Linked DNA regions of Mus musculus: region 1 is linked to region 2. Evidence: chromatin loops called from intact Hi-C (ENCODE). Cell type or tissue: heart. All regions are shown on one strand. Each heading gives the region's core, and the rest is flanking DNA. Links, peaks and the distances in the headings are about the cores only. Region 1 overlaps Cfap58 (cilia and flagella associated protein 58). Region 2 has its middle 31 kb from the start of Sorcs3.

What was found. Hi-C counts contacts between places; a loop is a spot of excess contacts. Peaks named below come from ENCODE experiments on the same cell type or tissue, not always from the same donor. Only the 100,000 strongest peaks of a DNase experiment are listed, where the experiment ranks them.
Region 1: it touches region 2 in a loop (22-fold over the local background); 3 of 42 quality-filtered maps call a loop at or near these places.

What each region holds. Positions count from the first base shown.
Region 1 is chr19:47,987,147-47,990,061 of GRCm38, reverse strand. Cfap58 (cilia and flagella associated protein 58) reads right to left here. Exons shown (of 18, transcript NM_001163267.1): 15 at 1,493-1,597. Among named protein-coding and RNA genes, the nearest start is that of Cfap58, 51 kb to the right of the region's middle. In heart, for the core only: a CTCF peak has its summit at 1,389; no DNase peak of the experiment used is centred there; H3K27me3 peaks cover 862 bases.
Region 2 is chr19:48,173,511-48,176,425 of GRCm38, reverse strand. No RefSeq gene overlaps it. Among named protein-coding and RNA genes, the nearest start is that of Sorcs3, 31 kb to the left of the region's middle. In heart, for the core only: a CTCF peak has its summit at 1,482 (motif pointing right); no DNase peak of the experiment used is centred there.

The DNA of each region.
Region 1 (2,915 bases), core at 186-2,685, 190 kb after region 2:
GATGGCGCACTATAATGACATTTTAAAATCACATTTCACACTCGGGTGAGTCCCTAGTGCCTGTGCTCTAACTGGCTACCTTTGCAAGACCCACCAGGTTAGGTAAGTCCCCTTAATGAGGAGTGACAATGCTATCTCTGCTTTATAGAAAGAGAAACCAATGTTTGAAAAAAAAAAAAAAAGTCTGTGATTCTCCCCCAACTATTGAACCATCAACTATTGATGACGAGTGCTTCCTCACTCCAAAACCTGCCTTCCTGCCATCCTGCTCATCTCTGAGAGAGGAGGAAAATGCAATGCCTACTACAGGCGGGGATGTCTGCGTTGCTCTGTGGTACACTGTCCAGCCATCATTAGGGAAAACATGTCTAAGGTCAAACACAGAGTAGAAGAGGGGGGGTAAGGCTCCTCTTGCACATGAGTGGAAGTTCCTACCCCCACTAATGGTCACCCAATAGTTAATGTGGCAGGCTGTGGAATAGATACGTCCTGTGGACTGAGTGAAATGCTGAGGTCTTTCAATGCCTCCAACCATGAATTTTCATGCGTTCCATTGTTGTCTTTAACGTAGACTGAGAACCTCAGGTGCAGAGAACTCAGAATCAAATAGCTGCAAGCCAGCCGAAGCAGAAAGCCAATTCAGGCCACCTGGTGCCAGCCTGGCCTCCTTCTTGAATTCCCAGGCCCCAGCTACAGCAGTGACTGATTAAATGGCGGGATTTGCTTCCCAGAGTTCTCAAAGCTAGCATGGGGAGATGATAGCTCAGTGGGTAAGATCTCTTCCCACCCAAGTGTGAGGACCTAGGTTTGACTCCTCGGTACCCATGTAAAACCCAGGCAAGGCTATGCATGCCTGCAACCCGGCACTGGGAGGGTTAAAGTGAGCTGATACTGGGGGCTTATAGGCCAGCTGGTCTAGTCAGAGAGGCTCGATTAAGATTTACTGAGAAAACCTGCTTGTGGAGACTATGATGGGTGCCTATAAGATGCCCAGCATCCGCCTCTAGCCTTCCCATGACTGTGCCCTCGTGTGCCCATACCTCATCTCAGTGCCTACCCACCCCCACATCCTCAAACACGTCTCTCCATTTCGCTCCCACAGATCCTCCCGTGGACAGATCATGAGTGCACTATACGAAAGCTGTTTTCAAGATTGAAATCACAGCACTTCACAGCACATGAAGATAGGGAGAAAAGCAGTTAAAATAATTTGACAAATAGAACCGTAGGAAAAGTGAGGGGAAGAAAAAAAAAAAAAGTTCACGTTACCCGACTGCGGTAAGTCTAGCCTTGAACTTAATTTCCTGGGATTCTTGAAATATCGGTGATCGCAGAGTAAAAGAACAATTCGTTAGGCTGTTTGTTCTCCGTGTGTGAGTCGCTGTTGCCATCTACAGTTTAAGACGGGGCTTGCAACACTACAAGTCACCAATTCTAAGGCTCCTGGAGACCGCCATGCTTGCCCGGGGAGCCCAGGCCCAGAGACTGTTACCTGAAGAAGCAGCTCTTTTTCCACCACCTCTTCCGTCTTGCTGATGAGTCGCTTCTGCAGGGTGTGGATTTTCTGGATCAGCTCGAAGGTGCTAGGGTCGCTGGCCTGTCCCAGGAGAACAGCGGGAAGATAGCATCAGTTTCAAAGCACCATGGTCCGTGTGCAAATAATGATTCTTTGATTCAAATGCCTTTCCCGCATGAAGACCTAGTACATAGAGAATTAAATCCAAAGAGAAGAGGCATAGCAAACGACACAGCCACAAAGCTCCCCAGGGCAGACCACTGTCTCCCACAGTCGTCACCGCAGCTCTGATTCACTGATGGAAAGTGAGCGTGTTTGTTCCATCAGAAAGAACGGTCCTAGTCATCATGCAACCATGCGTGATGCTTGGTGCTTTCCGTGTGATATCACATTTTACATCACATGACAGCAGTGAGACCACGTCAGCCTTCCCCTTTTACAGACAGGAGAACCCGGGAGCCGAGAAGCCAATTGCAATGGCTGGGGAGAGTCTAAGCTGGATTGGAGATGTGCCCTGCTGCCAAGGCTGTGGTTTTCATTATGGTTCTCTGGGCTTTCCCTCCCATCTCCAGTTTCCATAGGAATAGCTTCCTGAATCCACTCAGCCTTGGAATGCCCCTCTAGTCATTGTCAACCGGAAGGTTCAACACAGCATACCACGGGGAAGGGTTCCACGGTGGGGCATCTGCGAACAGGAGGTAGGAGAGCAGGGCTATGGTGGTTAGCAATGAAATGGAACCACCAACCTGAATAGCTCTAATGTTCCTTCAGTAGCTGTGTGCACTCTACTCAGAGAAGAGCTACGGGTGTAAGTGGATCGTTTGTCCTCCGGACTTGGAGCCAAAGCTTTGCTTTCAGCCACATTGACACTTTGAGTTAATCTAGCAACTGGATACTTTCAACTACCTCCTTCATTTAAAAAAAAAAATAGAAATCGACAAGGAGTTGGAAATTTCCAAGATCTACGTGCTAGCATATGGGATAAAGTCATGTGATGGAAAGCAGGTGCAAGACTTTCACTCCACCTCCCAGGTAGATGCACGTTAGCACCAGGTTAGGAAGCTGTACCACTCTGGGCACAGAAGAGGAACAAAGAGGCTATTTCCATGGCTCCAACTCTGCTTACACAGCACCAGCTGATGCCCGTATAGCTGGGCAGGATTTGGCACGAATTCACTTGGCAGCCCTGGGTGTTGTTAAAATTCAGGCCTTGTGTTTACACAACTTTAAATGCATTATCTTTAATAGTTTCTTCATTAAAAGTAAATAAAAATGAAATCCTATTTGGGTGGTTTTCCACTTTTACCCTGAACTTTCTTGTGCTATAGACTTATATATCTCAGCGTTGTAATTGGTCAGTTACCCAGTCTCTTTCTGATACCCATGATGCTATGTACAA
Region 2 (2,915 bases), core at 232-2,731:
GGAAAGTAATGTGCCATCATTGTCTAGGGACCACACACTCAAGAGAATCCCATACAAGTTAGTTGTGGGGTTCAAGTTGCTGTGACAGTATCAGGTCAAAAGAAGCATATTGTGATGCTTTCCCTAGACTAGGCAGCTCCTAGGTGAGATGAGTCTGTCACCTACTTCAAATGTCACTTTGGCAAACACCAACAGCACTGGCCACTCTGGCTTTGTTTCCAGCTCCAGTATAATTTAACACTCCTCCTAATCTTTCACTTAGCCCAGCAGATATTGATAAGGTTTTATGGAAAAATAGATTGTAATAGTCTTGTTGAAGAGCTGGTTATTCAAGAAACTCTAGGTCCAGTGAAGTAGGGCTGGGGGAGTCCATGGCTGGGCATAAAGACAGAGTGAAGCAGATGGTTCTCGCTGGGGTTAACGGGCCATATCCCAGTGAGCAGGAGAGAAGGCTGAGCAGGAGAGAAGTTGCTGTCTTTGCCTGATGGCCTTTGGGTAGTAACAGATCTGTGTCTCCGATTGAAGCAACACCATTGGCTGTCTCAGTTTTCCCAGATTCTCCAGTGCTCATTAAGAAGTTCTCACCCTCCACAGAGATAATTTCGACAAGTATTCATAACCATGGATGTACTGGCTGGTTTTGTGTTAACTTGACACAGCTGGAGTTATCACAGAGAAAGGAGCTTCAGTTGGGGAAATGCCTCCATGAGATCCAACTGTAAGGCATTTTCTCAATTAGTGATCAAGGGGGAAAGGCCCCTTGTGGGCGGGACCATCTCTGGGCTGGTAGTCTTGGTTCTATAAGAGAGCAGGCTGAGCAAGCCAGGGGAAGCAAGCCAGTAAGGAACATCCCTCCATGGCCTCTGCATCAGCTCCTGCTTCCTGACCTGTTTGAGTTCCAGTCCTGACTTCCTTGGTGATAGTTGAATAAACCCTTTCCTCCCCAACTTGCTTCTTGGTCATGTGTGCAGGAATAGAAACCCTGACTAGGCACATGGATATGTATAGTAGGACTCTAATCCACAGGGGCACAGCCTATCAGCCCTGAAGCCCTATACATATCATGTCCCCCCAAGATTCTCCTGTTCCAAATTCTCCCTATGTTGCTGGAGAAGTGTAGTCCTGTAAGATATCTTTTTATTGTTGTTCAACAGGATCAGGGTTCTTGCATATTCTAAACTTCCAGGCAGAAAACTCCTCGCCCTAGTTGAGATAAAATCCATCACTGGATACAGCTGGATGACCCAGGTCTGACGAAGTCTGGTCATTTGAAGCACAGTCTCAAGATTGAGGGATGAACTATCTTCTCATCATGACCAAGAGCACAGTCTCCCATTATTCACAAGTCCTGAGTTGAGGAATTGAGCTCTCTCTCCTCACAAAACTCACAAATGCCAGTCTTCTCATGCTTGAAGAGTCAGCCCTGTCTGTCCACTAAGAGCTGCTCTGAAAACACTGCTCTAGTCTCTTAGAAACTTAAACACCGAAGAGTACCAGTAGGTGGAGCAAATGAGTGGTACCTGCCTGCAGGAAATGTGGAAATGGCAAGGGCTCTCCAGTGTAGGTGAGGAAGATCAAAACAGGAGGGGTTGTAACTAACCTTAAATGCATGCTGTCCAAAGAGACAGCGCATTGATGTCACTGTGACTACGGAGCCGGAGCCAGTATTGACTGAACATTCAATTTTCCAACAAATATCTGAAATCTAGTTTTATAAGTAGACTGCCTCCATTTTAAAAGGTTAATGACAATGGGCCATAAAACCCTATCCTGATTAATACTATCTAAACCAAATTAAATAATTTTCCTTATTGGCTCCAACTCTTGGGATTTGTATGAGATACCACTCATCTAATAAGCCCCTCTCAGAGAGCCTGTAATCTCAAAAAACAGAAGACAGTTCTAGAGACAAATATGCTCAAATGTTTGGCTACATTCTGTGTTCTTGGAGTGGATCTATGGATGCTATAGTGTAATAGCATCATGTTCATGTTCTATTCACAGTGTAACACTCTGCTGAGAGTCCCTCCATCACTGCATTCACAGAACAATCTTGAGTCTGGTACAATGGATCCCCACACTGCTTTCTAGAGAGGGGTGATATTCAATAAAACATATCAGTTTGGCTAGGTTAGCTGTCAAATGTTTAACTTCAAGAGTCTGTCACTGCCCAAACTCTTTCTAGCCAATGCTAAGAAATCCAAAAGAGCTGGGCAGTGGTGGTGCACGCCTTTAATCCCAGCACTCGAGAGGCAGAGGCAGGTGGATTTTTTAAATTCAGTCTGGTATACAGTATACAAAGTGAGTTCCAGGACATTCAGGGCTATACAGAGAAACCCTGTCTCGGGGAAAAAAAGAAAGAAAGAAAGAAAGAAAGAAAGAAAGAAAGAAAGAAAGAAAGAAAGAAAGAAAGAAAGGAAGGAAGGAAGGAAGGAAGGAAGAGAGAGAGAGAGAGAGAGAGAGAGAGAGAAAGAAAGAAAGAAAGAAAGAAAGAAAGAAAGAAAGAAAGAAAGAAAGAGAGAAAAGAAAAGGAATCCAAAAGATTCAGAAAACCCCAGTTCCTTCATTATCTGAACCCACCATGTGACTTACCCTATTTGAACTCAGGAACCAAACATCTCCATGTACAGTCACACTGGTACCGAATGTCTTCTCATAAAGTGAAGACTGTTATGGTGATGCCAATGAGATGATAATGAACCTTGGAAACCCATATGGCTTCATGTATTGGATTCTATTGCATTCACATAACAGGATACCTAAACAACCTAGCATGAGGAGAGACATTTTGGCTCACGGTTCAGTCTATAGATGTTTGGCTCCATGAATCTAAATAGGACATCATGGCAGCCCAAGTGTGTTTCAGAAAGGGTTCCTACCTTAAACAGACAAGAAGCAGAGAAAGGAGGACTAGG